Linked DNA regions of Homo sapiens: region 1 is linked to region 2. Evidence: chromatin contacts called from ENCODE Hi-C or POLR2A ChIA-PET data. All regions are on one chromosome and are shown on one strand. The core of a region is the stretch at or near the end of the contact, and the rest is flanking DNA. Distances in the headings are between cores, read along the strand shown.

The links. Hi-C counts contacts between places; a loop is a spot of excess contacts on that map. ChIA-PET counts read pairs that join two places held with the same protein, here RNA polymerase II (POLR2A). Pooled maps may share reads with other maps.
Region 1: a pooled map shows a loop between it and region 2 (2.5-fold over the local background). The contact joins two enhancer-like sites. A Hi-C loop is called at or near these places in 2 of 50 pooled maps. POLR2A ChIA-PET finds 5 or more read pairs at or near these places in 2 of 52 experiments (WTC11 and activated B cell).

What each region holds. Positions count from the first base shown.
Region 1 is chr20:35,065,961-35,072,756 of GRCh38, forward strand. TRPC4AP (transient receptor potential cation channel subfamily C member 4 associated protein) reads right to left here. Exons shown (of 19, transcript NM_015638.3): 3 at 3,336-3,452. Among named protein-coding and RNA genes, the nearest start is that of TRPC4AP, 23 kb to the right of the region's middle. RefSeq lists an enhancer at 4,378-4,547. Within about 2 kb of position 4,216, at least 3 of the 41 ENCODE cell types and tissues checked have a DNase peak (open chromatin) inside an H3K27ac peak, as active enhancers do.
Region 2 is chr20:35,202,441-35,209,510 of GRCh38, forward strand. The region is part of intron 4 of MMP24-AS1-EDEM2 (MMP24-AS1-EDEM2 readthrough); the gene reads right to left. It also overlaps a transcript of PROCR not described here. Among named protein-coding and RNA genes, the nearest start is that of MMP24, 21 kb to the right of the region's middle. Within about 2 kb of position 5,736, at least 22 of the 41 ENCODE cell types and tissues checked have a DNase peak (open chromatin) inside an H3K27ac peak, as active enhancers do.

The sequences.
Region 1 (6,796 bases), core at 2,966-5,465, 140 kb before region 2:
ATGCGGAGCAGCAGTTAAAGAAGAAAGGCTGTGGCTGATGCCATGCATGCAGATGTCACACTCAATCTTTACTTTACTGGAAAATGGTAGCTTTAAACAAAAGGAAACTTTAATAATTGAAGTATAACGTGATACCGCATAAAGAGTACAATTTTTTTTTTTGAGATGGGGTCTTGCTCTGTCACCCAGGCTGCAGTTCATGGTGCGATCTCGGCTCACTGTAGCCTCAACCTCCCGGACTCAACCAATCCTCCCACCCAGCCCCCATCAAGCAACTGGGACTGCAGGCCATGTGCTACCACAATCGGCTAATTTTTTTAATTTTTAGTAGTGATGGGGTTTTGCCGTGTTGCCCAGGCTGGTCTCTAACTCCTCAACTCATGCAATCCGCCTGCTTCGGCCTCCTAAAGTGCTGGGATTACAGGCATGAGTCACTGTACCTGGCCATGAGTATAAATTGCACATGTAGTTTTACACACTGAACACCATTCCTGTACAATCGCCACATAGATCAAGATAAAGACTAACCATAATACCCAGAAATGCCCTCTCCCTCATGTTCACTTCAGGTAATGGGGTTAAGGGCAGATATCTAGGGGAGCAAAGTCAGATCCTAACCCCTCAGTCATTACACCAAAATAAACTTCAAATGATGCAAAAATTTAAACATACACAATAAAAACTGTAAAATATTAGAAGGAAATAGGCATGGTTTAAATCCAACAGTGGGAAAGGCATGAACCAAAACTCTGAAGCCATTATAGTAAAACACTGATCAATCTGACAATCTAAAAATTAAACATTTCTAATTTTAAAATAACATCAAAATTTAATTCTCAAAATAGTAAAAAAACACAAATGACAAAGGCCTTTAAAAAATCAAAAGCACTTACAGATCAATAAGAAAAAGGACAAATAATCAAATCGAAAAAGGTGCAAAACAGAAAACTGGCAGAAAAGGAACTACTTATAAACACAAGAAAAAATATCCAATCTCAGTCATAGAAGAATGAATTTTAAAAACTATGCAGAGAATTTATAAAGAACTCTTACAACACAATATTCAAAAGAGATATATCTCAACTAAGAAATTGAAAAAGGAGAGACAGACATTTCTCCAAGGAAGATATACAAATGACAAACTCAAGAATAAGATGGTCATCATTGGCAATCAGAGAAATTCAAATCAAGACCACAATGAGATGTCTCTTCACACTCACTAGAATGGCTGTAATCATTACAGGGCTGGAGCGGGGGCTCATGCTTGTAATCCCAGCACTTTGGGAGGCCAAGGCTGGGGGACTGTTTGAGTCCGGGAGTTTGAGACCAGTCTGGGCAACAAAGCAAAACGCCATCTCAGTACTTTTTTTTTAAATTTTAAAACACTTTCAAAATGACAGATAACAAGTGTTGGCAAGGATACAGAAAAACTGAAACCCTTATACACTGCTGGTGGCAATGTAAAATGGCAGGGCCTCTTGGAAAACATTCTGGCAGTTCCTCAAACAATTAAACATAGAGTTACCCCATATGACCCAGCAACTGTATTCCTAGGTATGTATATGCCTGAGAGAAATGAAAACATGTCCACAAAGAACCTGTGCAAGAATGTTTATAGCACTGTTATTCATAATAGCAAAAAGACGGAGGCAATCCAAATGCCTCTCAACAAATAAAAAATGTGGCATATCCACACTGTGAAACATCATTTGACCATAAAAATGAGTGTTGATACATGCTACAACACAGATGAATCTAGAAATCATTACGCTAAGTGAAAAGAAGCCAGTCACAAAAGACCACATATTATATAACTAAATTTATACAAAACGTCCACGACAGAGAAATCTATAGAGACAAAAAGTATACTAGTGTGGGGAGAGGGGGAGGAGGTGGTAGAGGTAGGGGAGTGCTAGATAAAACACATGGAGTTTCTTTTTTGAGGTGATGAAAATGCTCTAAAGTTGACTGTGGTGATGGTTGCACATATCTGCAAATATACTAAGAACCACTGAATTGTGTACTTCAAATGGGTGAAATGTATGGTATATGAACCATATCTTAATAAAGCTGATTAAAAAAAACTATGGAAAAATATCACTTTTCTCATAACTGCTTAGTAAATACTTAAAATACACTGTTTGTGGAAGGGGGCTTCTGGGTACTGGTAATGTTCTATTTCCTAATTTGGGTGGTAGTGCAAAAGTGAATGTATTTTGTGGTAATTATTGGTGTACTTTTCTGTATGAAGGTTATACTTCAGTAACAAAGTCTATAAAAATACACACATAAACACAGTATGTTGGTGATGGTATGGGTAAACAGACGCTCATACTTTGTTCCTGGGGATATAAACTGACAAAACTTCTTAGGTAGGTAAACTTCAGATTTATAAACAATAAAAAACATACGTTCTTGTTCCAAAGGTATATACTCACATGTATACAAAAATATGTAAAAGATCTTTACTGCAACCTTGTCTGTAAGAGAAATGGTGTGGAAAAATTATAAATGCCAGTCAACTGGGGCCTGGGTAAATAAATTATGGCACAATCACACCAGGAAACACTAACCATTTAATTTTTTTTTGAGAGCTCATCACCCAGGCTAGAGTGCAGTGGTATGATCTTGGCTCACGGCAACCTCTGCCTCCCGGCTTCAAGCAATTCTCCTGCCTCAGCCTCCTGAGTAGCTGGGATTACAAGTGCCTGCCACCGTGCCCATCTAATTTTGGTATTTTTAGTAGAGACAGGGTTTCACCATCTTGGACAGGTTGGTCTCGAACTCCTGACCTCACGATCCACCTGCCTTGGCCTCCCAAAGTGCTGGGATTACAGGCGTGAGCCACTGCGCCCGGCCTAAAATTGTTTTAATTAAAAAAAAAAAAAGAAGAAGAAAGAAGGTACAGAATAGTGTAGCCGTGTATATGGTATATCACTCTATGTGCGGAGAAAATAAACTAAGGTGGAGGTGGTGGGGAATATTTACACACACACACACACACACACACACACACACAAAAAAAACAAAACATCTTAAGCAGGACACACAAGAAACTAGTAATCACAACTGGTTCTGAGGAGGGGACACTGGGAAATTTAGAGATGTACTTTTCACTTAGTATTTTTTTAAAAAGGTATACACCAATTTAAATAAATGAATTCTTCTGAAGTAAAAACTATGCTGCTTCAACATGTAAATGCCGCTAAGCTTCTAAAAGTTAAAATCTGAAATGTTATAAATTCTGAAATCTTTCCTATCTCCCATTTCAAAAGTTAAATTCCCAAACCATTAAGCAGTAGTAACAGCAGTAGTAATAATAAATAGCTACTTACATCAACACCTCCAAACAAGTCAAAAATGTAAGTATTTGGATAAGTGGTTTCTTGGGTAAGTTTCCTCTCTTCAGTAACAAATGCCATAGCCTCCATGGAGAGAAGAGGAGAAATTTCCTAGTTTTTTTAAAAAAAAGTACATACATTGTTTTAGTAACCAACACAGACCAGACACTAAAGCATCAGTTTGAGCTTTAGTCCCAACTGGAGTTCCCATGAACACAAAGACAGTCCCCAATGAACCACACTTCCTAGTATTCAGGCCCCTGTAAAGCCCCTTCTCACACTAAATCTGGGCTGGTATGACACACCTCAACTAACAGCATGTGGTAGAAGTGACACTAGGCCACTTCCAGCACAAGCCTTAAGAAAGCCAGGCTCACACCTGTAATCCCAGCACTTTGGGAGGCTAAGGTGGGCGGATTACTTGAGGCCAGGAGTTTGAGACCAGCCTGGCCAACATGGCAAAACCCCATCTCTACTAAAAGTACAAAAATTAGCCGGATGTGGTGCTACACACCTGTAATCCCAGCTACTCAGGAATTTGAAGTACAAGAAGCACTTGAGCCACGGAGGCAGACGTTGCAGTGAGCCAACATAGAGCCACTGCACTCCAGCCTCGGCAACAGAGGGAGACTCTGTCATTAAAAAAAAATAAAAAGCCTGACAGACTTCGCTCTTGCCATCCTGGAACCCAAACATCATGCTGTGAGAACACAGCCAATGGGGAGGCCATAAGGAGAAGAAATGAGGCCAAGAGCAACATCCTTAGTTGATCTCCAGCTGACAGCCAGCACCAACCTGCCAGGGATGTGAGAGAGACCATTTTGGACATTCCAGATATCTCAGTACCACCCTACCCAACAGCACATGAAGCAGAGGAGCCACTCAGTCAACCAAGAATTGTTGACAGATAAATGATTCTTGTTACTTCCGGCTGCTAGGTTTCGGGGTGACTAGTTCTGTAGCAATAACCAAGTCACTGCTCAAATATAATCTCCTGCAGGAAGTCTTCTTGATTTCCCCCAACCAGAAGCATGCTCTTCAGACCCCCAAAACAATCTACAACTCATTTGTAACATTTAGCACTTTTACTTTGCACCTATTTACAAACCATTTCTTTTTTTTTTTTTGAGAGGGAGTCTCGCTCTGCCACCCAGGCTGGAGTGCAGTGGCGCGATCTCGGCTCACTGCAAGCTCTGCCTCCCGGGTTCACGCCATTCTCCTGCCTCAGCCTCCCGAGTAGCTGGGACTACAGGCGCCCGCCACTGCGCCCGGCTAATTTTTTGTATTTTCAGTAGAGACGGGGTTTCACCGTGGTCTCCATCTCCTAACCTTGTGATCCACCCGCCTCGGCCTCCCAGAGTGCTGGGATTACAGGCGTGAGTCACTGCGCCCGGCCAAACCTATGTTATTTCTTCCCTAGACTAAACGTTCCTTGAGGACAACACAAACAGATCCCACTTTGTATTCCCCACAGATTCCAAGACAGAGTATTTGATACAGCACACATAGGGTAGTAGTTCTCAAACTGACGGCCACAGAATCCTTTGTTCATATGGAACAAAGCTAAGAGGAAAAAAAATCTTACAAGAAAACCTAAAACATAGTAAGTTTCAAATAAGTACTTACTTAATGAATAAAGAAATGATGATCACATAGCAAAGATATACAAATATTAATTTCCCTCCCCTTTAACTTCACCTCAATCTCCTGAGATTTTGCAAGAAGCAAATAATGTGCAACTCTTTGAAAAGCATTTTTAAACAAGTTTAAGAAGCTATAATTATTTCTATCAGACTGTGAGATTCAAAATATGAAAATGTCTCTTCTTAAACGTAAAGACTAAGTTTAATTAGTTTCTATTACATTTTAAAATAACTTACTATGTGATATAATAATCAAAACTTCACCTCTGAAGAACACTGTCATTCAGTTTCATTACGTTCAATATAACTTACATGGTTTTTATTTATTTATTTTTGCTGTTTTTTATTTTATTATACTTTAAGTTCTAGGGTACTTGTGCACAACATGCAGGTTTGTTACATATGTATACATGTGCCATGTTGGTGCGCTGTACCCATTAACTCGTCATTTATATTAGGTATATCTCCTAATGCTATCCCTCCCCCCTCCCCCCACCCCATGCCAGGCCCTGGTGTGTGACGTTCCCCACCCTGTGTCCAAGTGTTCTCATTGCTCAATTCCCACCTATGAGTGAGAACACACGGTGTTTGGTTTTCTGTCCTTAACGATAGTTTGCTCAGAATGATGGTTTCCAGATTCATCCATGTCCCTACAAAGGACATGAACTCATCATTTTTTATGGCTGCATAGTACTCCATGGTGTATATGTGCCACATTTTCTTAATCCAGCCTACCATTAAATGGACATTTGGGTTGGTTCCAAGTCTTTTGCTATTGTGAATAGTGCTGCAATAAATATACACGTGCATGTGTCTTTATAGCAGCATGATTTATAATCCTTTGGGTAAATACCCAGTAATGGGATGGCTGGGTCAAATGGTATTTCTAGTTCTAGATCCTTGAGGAATCGCCACACTGTCTTCCACAATGGTTGAACTAGTTTACAGTCCCACCAACAGTTTAAAAGTGTTCCTATTTCTCCACATCCTCTCCAGCACCTGTTGTTTCCTGACTTTTTAATAATCGCCATTCTAACTAGTGTGAGATGGTATCTCATTGTGGTTTTGATTTGCATTTCTCTGATGGCCAGTGATGATGAGCATTTTTTCCTGTGTCTGTTGGCTGCATAAACGTCTTCTTTTGAAAAGTGTCTGTTCATATCCTTCGCCCAGTTTTTGATGGGGCTGTTTGCTTTTTTCTTGTAAATTTAAGTTCTTTGTAGATTCTGGATATTAGCCCTTTGTCAGATGGGTAGATTGCAAAAATTTTCTCCCATTCCGTAGGTTGCCTGTTCACTCTGATGGTAGTTTCTTTTGCTATGCAGAAGCTCTTTAGTTTAATTAGATCCCATTTGCCAATTCTGGCTTTTGTTGCCATTGCTTTTGGTGTTTTAGTCATGAAGTCCTTGCCCGTGCCTATGGCCTGAATAGTATTGCCTAGATTTTCTTCTAGGGTTTTTATGGTTTTAGGTCTAACATTTAAGTCTTTAATCAATCTTGAATTAATTTTTGTATAAAGTGTAAGGAAAGGATCCAGTTTCAGCTTTCTACATGTGGCTAGCCAGTTTTCCCAGCACTATTTATTAAATAGGGAATCCTTTCCCCATTTCTTGCTTTTGTCAGGTTTGTCAAAGATCGGACAGTTGTAGATATGCGGCATTATTTCTGAGGGCTCTGTTCTGTTCCACTGGTCTATATCTCTGTTTTGGTAATAGTACCATGCTGTTTTGGTTACAGTAGCCTTGTAGTATAGTTTGAAGTCAGGTAGCGTGATGCCTCCAGCTTTGGTTCTTTTGGCTTAGGATTGTCTTG
Region 2 (7,070 bases), core at 4,486-6,985:
AAGATTCCATTTCCAAAAAAAAAAAAAAGACAAAGATTATCGGATTGGAAAAAGAAAAAAACAAGACCCGACTATATGCTATCAGCAAGAAAGCTATTTTATTTTATTTTTACTTCTCAAATGTCTTATGGTTTAAGGAAATCTATTTTAAATATAAAGATATAAATATAGGGAAGTTACATAATGATAAAAGGGTCAATTCACCAAGAAGATAAACACTGAAATATAGTATGCAACTAACAAAGATCCAAAATAAATGAAGCAAAAATTGATAGAACTAAAAGAGACATGGAAAAATCCACAGTCATAACTGGGAGACTTCAATAACTCTGTTCTCAATAACTGATAAACAAATAGATGGAAATCAAAAAGGATATATAAAACCTGGATAACATTATCAACTGGTTTAATATAACGGACATTTATAAAACACTCTACTCAAGAGCAACAGAATACATATTCTTTCCAAGTGCCCACAGAACATATACCCAGATAGATCATATTCTGGGTCATAAAGTAAACTTTAACAATTTTTAATAAATTAAAACCACACAAGGCCGGGCGTGGTGGCTCACACTTGTAATCCCAGCACTTTAGGAGGCTGAGGCAGTGGATCACCTCAGGTCGGGAGTTCAAGACCAGCCTGACCAACATGGTGAAACCCCATCTCCACTAAAAATACAAAACTAGCCGTGCATGGTGGCACATGCCTGTAATCCCAGCTACTCGGGAGGCTGAGGCAGGAGAACCGCTTGAACCCAGGAGGCAGAGGTTGTGGTGAGCCGAGATCATCCACATAAATGGTGTTCTCTGGCTATACCAAAATTAAATAAGAAATCAATAATAGAAAACTCCCCCAGCCTGACCAACATGGCAAAACCCTGTCTCTACTAAAAATACAAAATGTCATTGCATAACATTGTATGCAATGTCTAATGTTATTAGACATAATGTTATTGCACATTTATTAGACTATAATATAGTATAAACATAACTTTTATTTATTATTGTTTTTCTTTTTAGACGAACTCTTGGGCGTGATAGTGCGCGCCTGTAATCTCAGCTATTCAGGAGGCTGAGGCAGGAGAATTGCTTGAATCCAGGAGGTGGAGGTTGCAGTGAGCTGAGATCGCACCACTGCACTCCAGCCTGGGTAACAGAACAAGACTCTGTCTCAAAAAAAAAGAAAAAAAAGAAAAAAAAGAGAACTCTCAAATATTTAGAAATTGTTAATATACTTCTAAATAATCCATGGGTCAGAGAAAAAATCTTAAAGTAAATCAGAAAATATTTGAACTGACTGAACATCAAAACAAAACATATCAAAATTTATGGGTTGCAGCTAATGCAGCGTGTACAGGAACATTTATAGCTTTACATGCCTATGATAGAAAAAAGAAAGGCCTCAAATCATACTCTAAGCTTCTACCTTAAGAAACTAGAGAAAGAACAAATTAAACCTAAATCAAGCAGAAGAAAAAGAAATTAGAAAAGCAGAATTCAATGAAATTGAAAACAGAAAAAAATAGAGAACAATCAATAAAACCAAAAGCTTTGAAAAGGTGTACAGAATTCATAAACTTTTTGACAGATTTACCAAGGAAAAGAAAGAGAGAAGACATAAATTACTAATATCAGGAATGAAAGAGGGGATGTCACTTCAGACCCTCCAGATATTAAAAGGATAATAAGAGAATATTACAAACAACTCTATGCTCATAAGTTTGACAACTTAGAGGAAATGGACCAATTTCTTGAAAGACACAAATTACCTAAACTCAGTCCAGAAGAAACAGATCAGAGAAATAGTCCTAAATGTACTAAAGAAAATTTAATTCATAGTTTAAAACCTTCCAATGTAGAGAAGAAAACTCCAGGCCCAGAAGGTTTCTTTTCTTTTCCTTCCTTCCTCCCTCCCTCCCTCCTTCCCTCCCTCCCTCCCTCCTTCCTTCCTTCCTTCTCTCTTTTCTTTCCTTTTCTCTTTTCTTTTCTTTCCTTTTCTTTCTTTTCTTTGTGGCAGGGACTCACTCCTGTTATTCAGGCTGGAGTACAGTGGTGCAATCACAGCTCACTGCAGCCAAGACTTCCACACCCAGCAAATTTTTTTGTATTTTTAGTAGAGATGGGTTTTCATCATGTTGCCCAGGCTGGTCTCGAACTCCTGGCTCAAGCAATCTGCCTGCCTTAGCTTCCCAAAGTGCTGGGATTACAGGCATGCGCCACCATGCCTGGCCCCCAAATGGTTTCACTGGGAAATTCTACCAAATGTTAAAGAAAGAAATAGTATCAATTCCACACAAACTCTTCCAGAAAATCAAAAAAACTTAGCTCATTTTATGAAGGCAGCATGGTCCTGATGCCAAAATTTGAAAAAGATAACAAGAAAACTATAGAACAATACTTCACATGAACATATACCCCAAAACTTCAACAAACTACAAACTATTAGCAAAGGAATCCAGAAATATATATATATTTTTAAAAAATAATACTTCACTACTATGTGGAGTTTATCCCAGGTAATTTAATGCTGGTGTAACATTCAAAAATAGCCAGGCATGGTGGCTCACGCCTGTAATCCCAGCACTTTGGGAGGGTGAAGCGGGCAGATCACCTGAGGTCAAGAGTTTGAGACCAGCCTGGCCAACGTGGTGAAACCCCGTCTCTACTAAAAATACAAAAATTAGCTGGGTATGGTGGTGTGCACTAGTAGTCCCAGCTACTTGGGAGGCTGAGGCAGGAGAATTGCTTGAACCCGGGAGGTGGAAGTTGCAGTGAGCTGAGATCGCACCACTGTACTCCAGCTTGGGGGACAGAGCAAGACTCCATCTCAATAATAATAATAATAATAAATAAATGAGCATAATTCACCATATTGGCAGACTAAGGAAGAAAAAAACACATGATAATCCTAACTGATGAAGAAAATGCATTAACAAAATTTAAAACCCATTCATGATAAAAAAAAAAAAATCTCTCAGCAAACTAGAGAAGGAAACTTCGTTAATCCAAAAATATATATATATATTGGCCGGGCGCAGTGGCTCACACCTATAATCCCAGCACTTTGGGAGGCCGAGGCAGGCGGATCACCTGAGGTCCAGAGTTCAAGACCAGCCTTACCAACGTGGAGAAACCTCGTCTCCACTAAAAATACAAAATTAGCCGGGTGTGGTGGTGCATGCTTGTAATCCCAGCTACTCGGGAGGCTGAGGCAGGAGAATTGCTTGAACCTGGGAGGTGGAGGTTGCAGTGAGCCAAGATCATGCCATTGCACTCCAGCCTGGGCAACAAGGACAAAACTCTGTCTAAATATATATATATATATATATATATATATATATATATGTATATATACACACATATATATGTACATATATACATATATCTACATATACATATATACATGTATACATATACATATGTATACATGTATATATGTATATATGTGTATGACCTCCGGTGATCCCCCCCCCAACCTCGGCCTCCCAAAGTGCTGGGATTACAGGTGTGAGCCACTGCACTTGACCGCAAATCACATTTCTAACAAAGGACTTGAATCCAGAATTTATTTTTTAACATTTTTAAAAAATTTTATTTTATTTTATTTTTGGTAGAGACAGGATTTTTGTATGTTGCCCAGGCTGGTCTCAAACTTCTGACCTCAAGTGATCCTCCTGCTCAGCCTCCCAAAGCACTAGGACTACAGGCATGAGCCACTGTGCCTGGCCTAGAATTTATAAAGAACCCTCAGTAGGGCGCAGTGCCTCATGCCTGTAATCCCAGCACTTTGGGAGGCTGAGGCAGGCGGATCACGAGGTCAGGAGTTCAAGACCAGCCTGGCCAACATAGTGAAACCTCGTCTCTACTAAAAATACAAAAAAATTAGCCAGGCATGGTGGCAGGCACCTGTAATCCCAGCTACTCAGGAGAATGAGGCAGGACAATCACTTGAACCCGGGAGGCAGAGGTTGCAGTAAGCCAAGATGGCGTCACTGCAGTCCAGCCTGGGCAACAGTGTGAGACTCTATCTCAAAAAAAAAAAAAAAAAAAAAAACTCTCAAAACTCAGAAATAAGAAAACAAACAATTTTTTAAAAAGGCAAAAGTTTTGAACAGGCACCTCACCAGAGAAGATACATGGATGGCAAATAAATATTTGAAAATATGCTCAACATCATTTGTTGGTAGGGAATTGCAAATTAAAACCACAGTAAGGTATGTCTATACACCTATTGAAATTGAAAAAAATCCCTGACAATACCAATTGTTGGTGAGAAGGCGGAACAACTGCCACTCTCATAAATTACTGGTGGGAAAACAAAATGATACAGCCCCTCTAGGTTTCTTATAAAGTTAAACACACACTTACCATAGGCTCCAACAATCCCTCCTAGAAATTAGCCCAAGTAAAATGAAAATTTATGTTCATACCAAAACCTGTACGTGAATGTTTACAGAAGCTTTATTCATAATTGCCAAAACTAGAAACAACCTAAATATTCCTCAACTGGGAAGTGGAGTAACAAACTGTGGTACATCCATACAATACACTACTACTCAGCAATGAAAAGGAATTGACTACTGATACACTCAACAACATGGATGAATCTTAAATCCATTATGCCAAGTGAAAGAAGCCAAATTCAAAATACAACATATTGTATGGTTCCATTTTATATGACAGTCTGGAAAAGAAAAAACTATAGGAATAGAGAACATATCAGTGTTGCCAGGGCTTAAGGGTAGGGAAGGCTTTGACTACAAAGGGGTAACAAAAGGGAATTTGGGAAGGTGATTAACTGTTTTATTTTTTTGTTTGTGTGTGGTGGTGTTTACATAATTCTTTGCATTTGTCAAAACTCACAGAACTCTACACCAAAATGTAAATTTTACTGAATGTAAATTACAATTAAATTATATGTATGCAAATCTATTATGTGTATGTTTGTGTATATATATATATATATATATACACATATGAATATTTTTAAAAGCTTTTTCCCCTCATATTACTATCAAGTCATATCTCACAGATTTTGTATTTGTACAATTATTCTTTCTTGAGCCTGAAATTAGTTAGGACTGTTTTGTTTTGTTTTTTTCTTGAGATGGAGTCTTACTCTGTTGCCCAGGCTGGAGTACAGTGGTATGATCTCGGCTCACTGCAACCTCTGCCTCCCAAGTTCAAGTGATTCTCTGGCCTCAGCCTCCCGAGTAGCTGAGACTACAGGCGCTCACCACCACACCTGGCTAATTTTCATATTTTTAGTAGAGACGGGGTTTCTCCATGTTGGTCAGGCTGGTCTCGAACTCCTGACCTCAGGTGATCTGCCTGCCTTGGCCTCCCAAAGTGCTGGGATTACAGGTGTGAGCCACCACGCCCGGTCAAGTTAGGACTGTCTTCATCTCTGTTAACCTTCCATTTCCTCTCCTTCCACAAAACCTAAACTTTATTATTATTTGAAACATAATTTTTGAGTAAGTTATTCCGTCTCAAGAAGGTCCAATTCGTGTTATTGAGAATGGTAAAATAATACACTACCTGCCCTGGGCACTTTAGTGAGAATCCATTTATTGGGTTAACTAGCAGTGACTGTGGATGGCAGTGAGCAGGCCTGGGAGTGGCCAGGACATAGGACAGATGTGCTTTGATGGGAGAGAAGGGAAGGAAAAGCCGGCAGCACAGCGATGGGAAACTAGAGGCCAGAGGTAGAGGTGGAGGGCAATGATCAGGGAGCAGAGATGACAGCATGCCAAGGACATCCTGTGCTGACTTCACAGGCTGGCTCTGGGCATAGGCCAGTCTCTTCCTGGAGCTTTCATTTTCTCTCTTCGGAATCTGTCAACTCTCTACTGCAATCTGTTCCACAGTCGTATAGCCAAAATCCTCTTGCTCTGTGTCTGTTTATTCAACAAATATTTATCTTAACTGACTCTAATCACATTGTCTCCTGTTTGTCCTGCAGTGAAGCCCTTTTACATCTGCTTATCTCTTTTGATCCAAGGGAAGGAGACTTAACCCTGACTTCCAGAGAAGGAAATAGTCTCAGAAAGGTTAAGTCATTTATCTGAAGTTGCCCTTTTAATACTGAGTACTGGACTCTCTCAGTATCCGCGTACTCTGCTGCCCCCTACCGTGAACATAGCAATAGGTTTTAAATCACAAAAACACACAGCAGAACACTACACAACACTGGAAAGACTACGACACTATAAATAGTGCTTACATTTGTTCATTTAGCAAATATTCAGCTGGACGTGGTGGCTCACGCCTGTAATCCCAGCACTTTGGGAGGCCGAGGCAGGTGGATCACTTGAGGCCAGGAGTTCAAGACCAGCCTGGCCAACATGGTGAAACCCCACCTCTAAAAATACTAAAATTAGCCGGGCATGGTGGCACGCACCTGTAATACCAGCTACTCGGGAGGCTGAGGCAGGAGAATTGCTTGAATCCAGGAGGCGGAGGCTGTAGTGAGCCGAGATCACACCACTGCACTCCAGCCTGGGTGATACAGCAAGACTCCATCCCCAAAAAATAAATAAACAAATATTAATTGAGAGCCTACTATATGCCAGAAATAAGCAGGTATTGTCCTTGTGTTCATGGAGCTTATGGTGTAGAGGGGGAGACAGAATTACACAAAATAATTACTTAATTACAGTTTGAATAAATACTATGAAGTACAAGGTGCTATATGAGGGTATAGAATAAGGGTATGTAGCCTGGTCTGGAGGCTTAGGGAAATCTTACATGAAGTAGAATTCATAGGAATAAATTATTGGTTGGCTATGGGGGAGGTTAAAGAGACATCAAGAATGCCTTCCAGGTCTCTGGCATGAACAACTGGGCAGATAGAGCACTGTTACTAAGCAGGGGAAGCCTAGAGGAGGAAGACATTATGAATGGAAAGAATATGAACTTGGCTTTGGCTTTTTGCAGTTCGGGAATCCCACGAGACATTAAGGTATAGATGTGGAATAAGCAATCAGATTCAGGAGTTTGGGAGCAAGGTCTATGCTAGAAATAGAAAGTTGGGAGTTGTTGGGATACAGATTATATTTGAAACT